Linked DNA regions of Homo sapiens: region 1 is linked to region 2. The links are chromatin contacts, found by POLR2A ChIA-PET in ENCODE. All regions are on one chromosome and are shown on one strand. Each heading gives the region's core, a stretch centred on a gene start or an enhancer-like site at or near the end of the contact. The rest is flanking DNA. Distances are from core to core; before and after follow the strand shown.

Region 1 (6,557 bases), core at 463-2,962, 2.1 Mb before region 2:
GAGACCCAGTCTCAAAAAATAAAATAAAAATAAAAATAAATTTTTTTAAATAGAAAGGTTCAGACTGCTCTGACGGTATTTTAATTTACAGCTTACATACAGGTAGTGGGGGTTCAGTATGTGCTCAGAAGTTACCTCAAATTTGCTCATAAGTTACATTAAAGCAGAATCACATAAAAGTTTGGGTGTAAGAGAACATTTGGTTATAGATTACAGAGGCAACATCCCTAACCCCATTAGACATCATCTTATGTGCAGGAAAAGGCAAGGACTAGGGTCATTTATCTTTTATTATTATTATTATTATTATTATTATTATTATTATTAAATTTTTAGAGGCAGGGTGTCACTCTGTTGCCTAGGCTGCAGTGCAGTGGTGCAATCATAGCTCACTACAGCCTACAACTCCTGGGCTCAAATGATCCCCCTGCCTCAGCCTCCTGAGTAGTTACAAGTGCATGCCACCAAGTCCAGCTAATTTTTAAATTTTTCTGTAGAGACAGGGACTCGCTATGTTGCCCTTGCTGGTCTTGGATCCTAGCCTCAAGCAGTCCTCCCTCTTTGGCCTCCCAAAGCGTTGGGATTAGGTTTATGAGCCACTGCGCCCAGCCCATTTATCTTTTAAGGAATATAGCGACTCAGGCAAGAGACATAGAGGACTGTGTGCCCTATCCTGTTTTGTCTTCAAAGGATCTTTCCAGAGACGTCAGAGTCAGAGGCTTTGTGAAATTATGTTGCCAAACAGAATTGAGCAAGCCTGTCTTCTTACATTTGTTACTCTGTCTCACAGAAGATGGGGAATCCTAAAATACAAATTTTGGCCCATAACTTCATACTGTGTGGGATACTGCTTTGTTGAAGTCCATTTTATTGGCATCCCTTTCTTTTTGTAAGTTAAAAAAAATTTTTTTGAGACAAGGTCTCGCTATGTTGCCCAGACTGGCCTCGAACTCTTGAAATCAAGTCATTCTCCCACCTCAGTCTTCATCCCTTTCTAGCTAGCGAAAAACAAATACTATGGAGAGCTCCGCGTCCTCTTTTCTAGGGCAGGGAGGGGAGCCTGAGGGTCTGGTAGGTCCCAATGAGGTGACTGCTCCAGCACTTCGTCTTTGGGAACATCTGTCTGGTGCCAGTTTGACCCGGGGAACGGCCTAAGTCGCCCGCAGGCTCCTAAGGTCCTCGTCTTTCCGGGTGGCAAGACATCTGATCCCTCTCGAGAACAAGTTCCCAGTTGCTTTAGGCGCTTTGTTACAGCTGACGCTGCTGGTGGCGGTTGGGCTCTCGGCTGGGAAAGGCGCAGCTCGTTTGTATGGCTCCGGAGGGGGCACTGAAAAGGTCTTCCTGGAGGGCTTCCTTCAGAAGGAAACAAATTGGGAGTTGTTGGCGGTCCAGACAGTTCAGCAAAGTGCAGTATCCCTCCTTGGGGAATTTCGGAAGGATCCTGGTCCGGTGTATTCCAAAGGTCCGGCGCCGATAGGTCGACGGTAGGGGGAGGTACCATGCACTGCAGCTTGGCCCCAGGGGACATCTTCCCTGCCCCACGCATCCAATAGATGACCCCAGCTGAGGCCCACGCAGCCAATACCTGACTTCAGCCGAGACCCACGCAGCCAATGGCCAGCCCAGTGCGCTTCGCCCGTGCCCGCCCGCCTGCGCCTACCAATCAGGACTCGGGCCACCTTGGCACCGCCTCTGGACGCCCACCCCACCCATCCGCCCCGCCTCCAACTTGCTCGAGCAGGGCTGGGTAGACCGGCGCGCTCCCGGGGACGGTGGGGGGGGCAGTCCCGGTTTCGGCCATCGCTGGGGTGGGCTCGGAGCGGCCGCACCGGGCAGCAACCCCACTCCCACTCGGAGGCCCCCTGCCCTCTCCCCCACTTCCCCCCGGCCCATGGTGCGAGGCTGGGAGCCGCCGCCCGGGCTGGACTGCGGTGAGTGATCCCCAGCCCCTTGGACTTCCCCTCCCAGCTCGTGTACGGTCTCCCACCTCTGGAGCCCCATCCCCGCGCTGGTGGGGGGATAATTCTAGGTTCGAAGTGGCCCGGTTCTCTCTTTTTTCTCCTCTGGACTTTTCGGTTCCCTCCCCTGTTGTAACTAGGGGAGGGTGAGTGTCTGTGTAGGGGAGGGCAAGAAGGTTGGGTTGGGGCGCCCTTGGCGAGAGTAGGATTGAGATTCGCCTGCCTCATGGGGCTTATCGTCCCAAGTGCAATAACTTTTTGTTCCCTGACCCAGTTCGGAGCCTTCTGGACTGCCTGTGAAATGGAGGATAGGAGAAACATTTCCTTCCCAGGCCCCCCCGCCACACAAACCCCCAACCCCCACGGCTACCTCCTGGCGACCTCAACACACGTGCAGAACCTGGCCTTGCTTCTGGGGATCAGTGGCCTTTGGGAATGAAAGGTTTAGAAGAAACTGCCCCTCTGACTCCCGTACCCAGCCATACTAAGAGAACCAACCAGGAAACTGAGAACCTGAGTCCTCTGGGGTTCCTAGTGTTGCGTCCTATTCTGAGACTCCTAAACTGAAAGAAGACTCAAGCTGAGACCTGTTTGGTAATGTGGGCCCCTATCAGGAGATTTTTTTTTTTTTTGTCATGTGAACCTCCTTCCCATCATACACTTGAAGCCCTTTTATATTACATGATTCGGTTAGTTGGTAGTAATTGAAAAAGCCAGATTGGGAATTTTAAAGATAATGCATACATATCTTAAACATTATAATTAAAAGTATATCCATTTCACCAATCTTTTGATGTAGTGGTGAGACTGTTTTTGTGTCTAAGACTGCTGTTCAGAGTTCCCAATTCTCTTTCCAGTATTAACTACACAGGGAGTCTCAAACCTGGCTGTACCCTGAGAACTTTTAAAAACTTTGGATGCCTGGACCCCAGTACAGACTATTGAACCTGAATGGGAAGGAGGGTGGCCTGGTTTTTAAGCTTCCCAGGTAATTCTAGTGTGCAGTCTGAGAGCCACTCAGGCACTTTCATCATCTTTGGTTTCCCGTTTTGCTTTATTTAAAGTGAAGTATGAATTTAGACACTTCTGAGTGCAGAGTACTTTTGAGATTAAGTCCCACCGCTCAATCTTTTACAGTTGTCTTGCTCACTCCCAACTCAACAATTTTTAAAATGCATACTCTTCCTTGCGTTATGTCTCTCCAAAACATTTGACTTAGTTTTCATAGGAGCAATTTTTTAAAAATCAGTATTCCTGAAGAAACAATTTTTAATGCAGTGATTTTTCATAGGTTTAACATGAGGTTTAATTACATTATTATATAGACACTGAAAAATATGGACATAAGCAGGTTTGTAATCACACAAAACTGGCCCCAGGACACAGGACAACTGAATGAAGCAGATGATTTTGGCGCACTAGTAGCAGCCTACTTAGCCTTTAGTTTCCAGTGTACTGTGGGTATTGGTCATGTAATCCAGTGGCTCAGTTAAGCCAGGCTCCTGGCCCAGTTGAGCATCCCTCCCTTCCACTCTTTCCAACTAATATCACAAATACTTTGTCCCTTCTAGACGCACTTGAATTCTTGAGTATTCCATCAACTCTTTACGTTCATTCACATCAAACTGTTCATCTTTAAGTGATTATCACTATTGCCTTTGTTAAGTTGGAAGGATATGAGGCAGTAAGCCTTAACCTGGCTTCTTGGCAGCAACTAAAGCCCCTGAGTTTATTGTGTAAGTGTGAATGTTTATTTTGGGAAGGTTAGTCATAACTTTCTGAGGGTCTGTAACTTTTGTCTGATTCTCAAAGAGGTTCATGAACTAAAAAGTTAAGAAGCATATAAGCTGAATATCACTATAAGTCTTTAAGGCCCTTAAAACTGTATCCCCAAACACATTTCAGGAGTGCTTCAGATTGTCTCTAAATAAAGATTTAGGGAATTCTAAAGGATCATATCTCATCTCCCACTTTTATTTATTTATTTATTTGAGACAGAGTCTCACTCTGTCCCCCAGGCTGGAGTACAGTGACGTGATCTTGGCTCACTGCAACGTCCGCCCCCCAGGTTCAAGCGATTCTCTTGCCTCAGCCTTCCCAGTAGCTGGGACTACAGGCGCATGCCACCATGCCCGGCTAATTTTTGTATTTTTGGTAGAGACGGGGTTTCACCATGTTAGCCAGGCTGGTCTCGAACTCCTGACCTCAAGTGATCCTCCCGCCTCGGCCTCCCAAAGTGCTGGGACTACAGGCGTGAGCCATTAGACCCAGCCTCGCCTCCCACTTTAACTGTCTCCTACTTTAACGATAAGCCTAGGTTCAAACCTAAAGTTCTAGAGTCCTCTTTTTCCTAGGACTGTGTAAACACAGAAACTGGAAGTTTAAGACAGTCCGTTCTTGTCTTCCATCTGTCCAGGGATATGGAAAGCCCAAGGGGAAAGAAGGGTGTTATACTGTCTCAGAGAGAGAGAGAGAATTTTTTTTTCAATTTTTAAAATTTATATATTTATTTGTAGAGGCGAGGTCTCGCTATGTTGCCCAGGCTAGTCTTGAATTCCTGAGCTCAAGTGATCCTCCTGCCTCCCAAAGTGCTGGGAATACGGGCATGAGCCACTGCACCCAGCCATGACTCCATATATTTTTATTAGTGATTTTTAAGTAGCAATGGGACATATCTGGCATATTTAATAAGGATACAAATTTAGAAGTTGTTCAGAATAGATATTCACCACCACCACCACCACTACCTCCTCTGCGCTAGGACTCCTCACTTCAGCTTTTGATTCTCTTCTTTTTCTACTCAATCCAAAATGGACACACAAGAACACAAGATACTCTAGTGTCTTTATTATGATTTTGATTACTATAGGGTCTACCCTACCTGTTATAATTCTCATGAGCCATTCTGGTTGTGGTTTTCTCTTAGTTCAAAGCCAGATTCTTCCAGGGAAGTACCAGCTATACAGCTGTGCCTTGATTTAAGCCACCATTCTGTTTCAGGAAGTGTTCCATAACTGGTGTTTTGTGTAAGTGAAAACTGAATGCATATAGTACACCAAATATGTTGTTTGCAGTACTGTATGTTACACTGAAATATCAAGCTGATGCCGAGAATGTGAAGGACATCAAGCCACCTAAACGAAAGTAAAATGCTTCCTTACAGCTTTTAATACTTATAAATGTGCCTGCCTTATATTCCCATCTGGCAGTATTCATCCTCACACTGGACTGCTTTGTTCCTTATGCTTTATTTTCCTTATCTCTAAAGTGTTATTGTGTCTTTATATAATAGGACACAAATGAGGTTAAGTAGACGTCAAGCATTGCCATCATAAAGTGTTCTCCAGCTTGGATTTGGTGGTGTTCTCGGTGGGCCACAATTTGTAAATGGTAGTTTAGCACCTGGCCATGCAAGCAGTGCCTCCCAGGCCATTTCAGCTGTGTCCTGGATGAACCTGGAAGGCGAAAGGTGGAACTATCACATAGGCAACTGACACACCGATCACAAAGGATCCAAATTATGGATGCAGTTCTAAAGCACTGGTTTTCATACATTTTTTTAAGTGGCAAATACATTCTGAAATTGTATTTAAACCCCAAAATGTAAAAGTATAGAATCACAGATACACTGGTTTCCTCATCGCTAACTAGAATTAGGGCTCTGCAAAAATAGATTGAAAACAGTGAATGTTAAATGATTCAGTCTTTGTCCCAGTTACCCCATTGTCTAGGAGGAGCATTACTTCACATCAAAATCACCTCCATGAAGTTGAAGTCATGATAAAAGCTGCTATTTATTGAGCCCTTACTTTGTTCTAGTTATAATGTCAAGTGCACTTTTTCATTTAGTCATAAACTTGCTGGGTAGGTGCTTTTTTGCTTTTTTCTTCTCTTTTTGAGACAGGGTCTCTGTCACCCAGGCTGTGGTGCAGTGCACAATCTCGACTCACTGCAACCTCCACCTCCCAGGCTCAAGCAATCCTCCCACCTCAGCCTCCCGAGTAGCTAGGACTACAGTTGCGCCACCATGCCCAGCTAATATTTTGTATTATTATTATTATTATTATTATTATTATTATTATTATTTGTAGAGACAGTTTCACCATGTTGCCCAGGCTGGCCTCAAACTCCTGGGCTCAAACCATCTGCCCACCTTGGCCTCCCAAGGTGTTGGCATTACAGGCATGAGCCACTGCGCTCGGCCCAAGGTGCTTTTTTTCTCATGAGAAACTAAGACTTAGAGAAGTTAAATAACTGCCTGAGGACAAGCAGCATTCTAGGAAGTGGAGTTGCATTAATTTGTCTCACCCCGGACATCCATCCCCTAACATTTGCTCTATGCCCTGCCTATGCATAACACCTAGCACGTAGTACTCTTACGTACTCTCTGCACTGTCTTCACTTTGTTACATAGGAGGAAACCAGGCTCATGTAAGTTAAGTAACTTGCCTGAGATCACATAGCTGATAAGTGGCAGAACCGGGATTCAAACTCAGAGGTTGGCCTTATTGAAGAATTCATATTTCTACCCGTCATGCCATGCTGCCTCCATTGACCCTCTTAAGGGGCTCTTCAAGCAGTATTGCTTTCAGGGTCTGC
Region 2 (6,740 bases), core at 3,909-6,408:
TTTAGTAGGTGGGAGATATTTCTTTGTAGGAGAGGCATTTGGGTCTGAATCAATCTGCTGTATGACTGAGTTGAGCGGTCTTGATTCCATTTTTACCCAACACTAAGGTATCCTGGTGTTTTATGAATCTTCTTGAGGGCATTCTTCAGGTAGATTTTGTTAGCCTCCTTGGTGTTGCTTTTCTTTTTGAGATGGAGTCTCACCCTGTTTCCCAGGCTGGATTGCAATGGCGAGATCTTGGCTCAGTGCAACCTCTGCCTCCTGGTTTCAAGTGATTCTTCTGGCTCAGCTTCCGGAGTAGCTGGGATTACAGGCATGCATCACCACGCCGGGCTCTTTTTTTGTGTGTGTATCTTTAGTAGAGATGGGGCTTCACCGTGTTGGGCAGGCTAGTCTCGAACACCTGACCTCGAGATCTGGCCGCCTCAGCCTCCCAAAGTGCTAGGATTACAGGCGTGAGCCATCACGCCCAGCTGGTGTTTTTGTTTTGGTTTTTTTTTGAGACGGAGTCTCCCTCTGTCGCCCAGGCTGGAGTGCAGTGGCGTGATCTCGGCTCACTGCAAGCTCTGCCTCCCTGGTTCACGCCATTCTCCTGCCTCAGCCTCCCCAGTAGCTGGGACTACAGGCGCCTGCCACAAGGCCCGGCTAATTTTTTTGTTATTTTTAGTAGAGACGCAGTTTCACCGTATTTGCCAGGATGGTCTTGATCTCCTGACCTCATGATCTGCCTGCCTCGGCCTCCCAAAGTGCTGGGATTACAGGCGGGAGCCACTAGGCCCGGCCATAGCAGCATTTTTAAAGATGTACCAGAAAAACTCAAATGTCCATCAACTGACTAAAGAATAAACAAAATGTAGTAACCATAAAATGAAAGAAGTACTGATACATGGTACAACACGGATGAACCATGAAAATATTCTAAGCAGACAAAGCCAGTCACAAGACACACATTGTACGATTCCATTTATATGAATGCCTAAAATAGGCAAATCCGTACAGGAAAAAAAAACAAAAACAAATTCTGCCATGGAGATTGGTATGCAAATTTTTGTGTGGTCATGTGTTTTCATTTCTTTTGAGTATATATACCTAGGAGAAGTGCTGGGTTGTATGGTGATTATATGGTCAACCTGACCAACAGCTAAAAGTGGCTGTACCCTTTTATATTCCCATCAGTCATGTGGAAGGTTCCAGTTGCTCCACTTACATTCATATCTGTCTTTTGCTTTTATCCATTCTAGTCTAGTGAGAGTGTGGTGGTATCTCAGTCAGGATTTAATTGCATTTTGTTTAAAAATATTGAATGTCTTTTCATGTGTTTTTCAGCTTTTTTTTTTTTTTTTTTTTTTTTTTGAGACGGAGTCTTGCTCTGTCACTCAATCTGGAGTGCAGTGGTGTGATCTCAAGAGCCCCGTCTCCTGAGTTCACACCATTCTCCTGCCTCAGCCTACCGAGTAGCTGAGACTACAGGTGCCCGCCACCACGCCCGGCTAATATTTTTGTATTTTTTAGTAGAGACGTGGTTTCACCATGTTTGCCAGGATGGTCTTGATCTCCTGACCTCGTGATCTGCCTGCCTCGGCCTCAAAGTGCTGAGATTACAGGCATGAGCCACCGTGCCCAGCCCAGCCATTTGTTTACTCTTCCACACATGTATTCAGATTATTACCCATTTTTGTATTAGGTTGTAGAATTAGTTGTAGGATTCGTTATATATTCTGGAAACAAGACTCTGAGTACAACATCTGATACTGTTAGAAAATTTTAACTGTTTCTTATAATTCCACCATCCTGCTCTGTAGTTATAGGAGATATGTAACTATCCATTTGTGCTAAGTCGTTTTGTAGAGTTTTTAAGGATTATGGGTTTTGTAATAGACAGTAAATTATAGATTACTGGACTCTGGTAATTACATATAAGCGGTAGATGGAAGTTTGTGGAGGCAACAAACTAGAACATTGCTTGCTGTTCAGTAGAACATTTAAGTTCAGTGGCCACATGTGACTAGTGACTATAGAATTGGATAGTGCAGGTCTAGAATGCTGCAAAAATCAGTTTTACTGGGTAGAATAAGTCTAGAGTTGTGTAAGTTATAAGAAATGTAATGACTAAAGCCTACTCTTCAGGAAGGAAATAACCCAGACTGCAGTTGTAGAGCGAATGTTGAAAGAGTAAATAGGAGAAAGTCATCTGTAGAAATAAACTGGTATTTGTGATGTCCTTACAGCAGGCATATGATTTCACCTCCAAATTCACGTTCATCACAGGCACAATAGCTGTGTTTTTTGCATGTTTTTTGTTTTTTTGAGACAGGATCTTGCTCTATTGCTGAGGCAGGAGTGCAGTGGCACGATCTCAGCTCACTGCACCTTTTGCCTCCCGGTTTCAAGGGATCCTCCTGCCTTAGCCTCTTGTGAGTTCCTGGGAATACCGGCGCGCCACCATACCTGACTTTTTTTGTGTATTTTAGTAGAGACGGGGTTTCACCATGTTGCCCAGGCTGGTGTCAAACTGCTGGTATTAGCCACTGGGCCTGGCCAATAGCTGATTTTTTTTTTTTTAAATAAATACCTTGAAAACAGATAGAATTTTTTGGTAAAGTATGATATTCAACTTTTATTCGATTTTCATTGGGAAGTCCCCTGCTTTGATCTTTATTAAGCCAGAAAATCAAAACACCAATCCTGGCTTTTCAGCTATTACATAGATAGGGTTCGGTTTGTTACACGTTGTTGATTGTGTGATTTATGGATTATTATTTCCTAGAAGTCAGTTGGGAACTTCATTTATTTACTCAACAAATATTTGTTATGATCCTGCTGTGAGGCATTGTATATAGCAGGAATACTATAATAAGAAATAGAGGCCGAGAGTGGTGGCTGACGCCTGTAATCCCAGCACTTTGGGAGGCCGAGGCGAGCGGATCACCTGGGGTCAGGAGTTCAAGACCAGCCTGGCTAACATGGTGAAATCCCATTTCTACCAAAAATACAAAAAATTAGCTGGGCGTGGTGGTGGGCGCCTGTAGTACAAGGCTGAGGCAGGAGAATCACTTGAATGCAGGAGGTGGAGGTTACAGTGAGCTGAGATTGTGCCCATTGCACTGCAGCTTGGACAACAAGAGCAAAACTCTGTCTCCAAAAAAAAAAAAAAACCAGAAATAGATGGCCTCAGAGAAAAGGGGTTGGGTTAAAGACATCACGTGACGCATAAGGCATAATGTCTTTAGCTTTTACTTTGAATGAGATGGGAAGCTATTAGAGGGCTTTGTGAAGAGAATGGGAGGGTCTTACTCATATTTTAACAAGATCACTCTTACTGAGAAAGATAATGGGTGGCTGTTCAGAGAAGCAGTGATTTTTGGTGGGACCAGAGAAATGGCAATGGGAGTGATGAAAAGCAGATGGATCTTAAAGGTGTTGCTGAGAAATTTGCTTATGTTGTGAGGCTTGAGAGAGGAATCAGATGTGGCCAGCGTTTTTGTCTGGACAACTGGAATTATGGAATTTACAGTGACAGTGATTGGGAGGAGCTAAGGTGAGGAGCAGATATCATAAATCAGTTGTGGACATGTTAAAGTTGATCCGTTTGGAGAGATATTAAGTAAGCAGTTGTTTATATGGTTCTAAGGGAGTCATCTGCTTAGAGTTTATAAAACCGCAATACTGGATGATTGGAAACAGAAGAGAGATTCTGGGGGTACTGTGACCTTTAAAGAATGTGGCGGTAAGGAAGAAATGAGCAAAGGAGATTGAAAATGCCAAAATGAAAAAAATGGAGAAGCATGAAGTATCTTGGAAACTGTATGAATATATGTCAAAAGAGTAGAAAGGCAAACAAGGTCTTTCATGTCACTAATAGTTGAAGTAGTATGAGAATTTAGAAAACGTCTTTTTGAATTAGCGGTGTCATTGGTGACCTTTGACAAAGGTAGGTACTGTTAAAGGCAGAAATCTTACACAGATTTCAAGTGAATGGAAAGATAGAAATTGGAGTCAGCATAGAAAACACACAATAAAATTCACCCTTTTGGTGTATAATTCCTACATCAGATTTGATTTACAAAATGCATAGTCATATAACCATAACTATAACCAAGATAGAAATAGTTCCCAGTTCTCTGAAATGCACCTTCACTCTGTTGCCTAGCAATCATATCTGTTCCTTAAAAGGAATTTTATTGTAAGTGAAAGAACTTCTTACTCTTCTATGTTGATAAAATGAGAATTTTAAAAATATGTAATTTTTTTTCCCCTTTCTTTTTCTTCTTTTTTTTTTTTTTTTGAGAAAGAGTCTCGCTCTGTTCCCAGTCTGGAGTGCAGTGGTGCGGTCTTGGCTTACTGCAACCTCTGCTTCCTGGGTTCAAGCGATTCTCCTGCCTTAGCCTCCCAAGTAGCTGGGACTACAAGCATGTGCCACCATGCCCAGCTAATATTTGTATTTTTAGTAGAGATGGGGTTTCATCATATTAGCCAGGCTATTCTTGAACTCCTGATCTCATGATCTGCCCTCCTCGGCCTCCCATAGTGCTGGGATTACAGGCATGAGCCACTGCTCCCAGCAATTTTTTTTTCTTTGTCTCACAGGCTGGTCTTGAACTCTTGGGCTCAAGCGATCTGCCTGCCTTGGCCTTCCAAAGTGCTGGGATTACACATGAGAGCCACTGCATGTGACTCAATTTCAGTTTTTTTTTTTTTTTTTTTTTTTTTTTGAGAGAGAGTTTCGCTTTGTCTCCCAGGCTGGAATGCAGTGGTGCGATCTTGGCTTACTGTAACCTCTGCTTCCCAGGTTCAAGCAGTGCCTCAGCCTCCTGAGTAGCTGGGACTACAGGTGCATGCCACCACACCCTGCTGATTTTTTTGTATTTTAGTAGAAACCGGGTTTCACCATGTTGGCCAGGCTAGTCTCTTAACTCATGATCTCAGGCAATCCACCTGCCTCGGCCTCCGGAAGTGCTGGGATTACAGGCATGGGCTACCATGCCCAGCCTCAATTTTAGTTTTTTAAAAAATAAAATTGCACCACATTGTCAGTTTAAAATTTTATCTTTGGTAAAGATCAACACTGACATATGGGAGTATGTGTATTGTTGAATACCATGACAAATGAGTAATGTTAAAGTTATTTGTGGCTGCACACGGTGGCTCATGCCTGTAATTGCAGCACTTTGGGAGGGTGAGGCTGGTGGATCACTTGAGGTCCAGGAGCTCATGACCAGCCTGGCTAACATGGTGAAATCCCATCTCTACTAAAATTACAAAAACTAGCTTGGCTTGGTATCGTGTACCTGTAATCCACGCTACTTGGGAGACTGAGGCATATAAACAAGAAAAGCCAGGGATTTTTTTTTTCCCTTTCTTAAAACAGTCTTGAATCCAGTCAAGTTTCAGAATTGATGATTGATCTAGGACTCAAGCAACCTGCCTGTTACAGACTAGATTCTTTTTGACTGAGAAAGTTTTCAGGTGCATTTTCAAATTGTCTTCCCATGAAATGTCTGGTTTTGTGTTAAGATAGTTTCCTAATGAAACCATCAAGACACACCACTTTTTCCCTTAATATGCAACATTTCATTAAGATGTCAAATTTTATTCCTCTTAAAATAAGTATGTACATTTAATGTATTTTTTCTTCGTGGAGCCATTTTCAATCAAATGGCTTAGAATTTACAAAAATATCCCTAAATACTAATATTTGTAATTCTTTCTGATAGAATATTACAGAACCAATTATTGATTGATGCCATTGGCTCAGTATAGGAGCTATTGCTACCTATTCTTTGGTAGTAGGTATGTTTATGGTGTTCCCCAACCCATATCAGTGATCTTTGGACAAGGCTAACCCAACAATGTGGTAATAATCTATTTCCATTTTTTCCCCCTTAATTACCAGAATTATATTTTCTTTAAAAATTATGTTAGAGTTTCCCCATGTGGTGAATACCTTGTATAGCTCCAGTGGTGAGCAAATGAGCATACTGGTTTACCATTTAGTCGTTTTATATTTTAAATGAGTGGTGCTTGCAGTTGATAGTATCCGGGTAAACTGATGCTAGACTAAGACAGCATGTTTGTGGTGAAGTACTTGCAAATAACATTAGAAATCATTGATTTCAGTTTAGAAATAAAACACAAGCTACAAAAATTTTGCTGGTTGATTTATTTTTAAGCACAAAATCAAGAATTCCAACTATGTTACGAACATTTTGAGGCAAGGACTACTTCCTCAGATGTGAATGAGAGTCCATTTCTGCCTGAGCAGCATTCTTTGTAACTAAAAGCCCCACCGGCTGAAATATTTTGAAATATTTTTCTTCAGAAAAGTAGAGAATTTGACTCCTAATTGTGTTCATGGGACTGTTAACATAGATTCAAAACAGAACTATTACTTGCTTCATTTTGGCTATGGTCAGATGAAATAGTAGGTTTTAAAAGGAAATTCCAGTGATAGTACGGAACTAGCTAGCTAGCTAGTTTAACGGATTTATTGTTTTCGGTCACAATTTGACATATTGTTATTTAAATTTTAATGTAAACCTGTGTTAAACTTTTTTATATCAGTTTTTTTATCTACATAGTTAAGTTTGAGGCAGATGTCTGTCATCAGTTGGTAGTTCATTTAACTAGTATTTACTGGAGATAGAATGGAAAAAACTGCTCCTTTGGTTCTCTTAATTTTTGTTTTGTGACGGAGTCTTACTCTGTGATCCATGCCGGAGTGCAGTGGTGGGATCTTGACT

The links. ChIA-PET counts read pairs that join two places held with the same protein, here RNA polymerase II (POLR2A).
Region 1: POLR2A ChIA-PET joins it to region 2 with 12 read pairs in activated T-cell. The contact joins the promoter of HOMEZ here to the enhancer-like site in region 2. POLR2A ChIA-PET finds 5 or more read pairs at or near these places in 2 of 52 experiments (activated T-cell and naive thymus-derived CD4-positive, alpha-beta T cell).

Annotation. Positions count from the first base shown.
Region 1 is chr14:23,281,287-23,287,843 of GRCh38, reverse strand. It overlaps HOMEZ (homeobox and leucine zipper encoding), which reads left to right and starts at 1,712. Exons shown (of 2, transcript NM_020834.3): 1 at 1,712-1,931. The coding sequence starts at 1,892. RefSeq lists an enhancer at 1,203-1,482 and a silencer at 1,573-1,982.
Region 2 is chr14:21,216,654-21,223,393 of GRCh38, reverse strand. The region is part of intron 5 of HNRNPC (heterogeneous nuclear ribonucleoprotein C); the gene reads left to right. Among named protein-coding and RNA genes, the nearest start is that of LINC00641, 13 kb to the right of the region's middle. RefSeq lists an enhancer at 4,151-4,694. Within about 2 kb of position 5,158, at least 4 of the 41 ENCODE cell types and tissues checked have a DNase peak (open chromatin) inside an H3K27ac peak, as active enhancers do.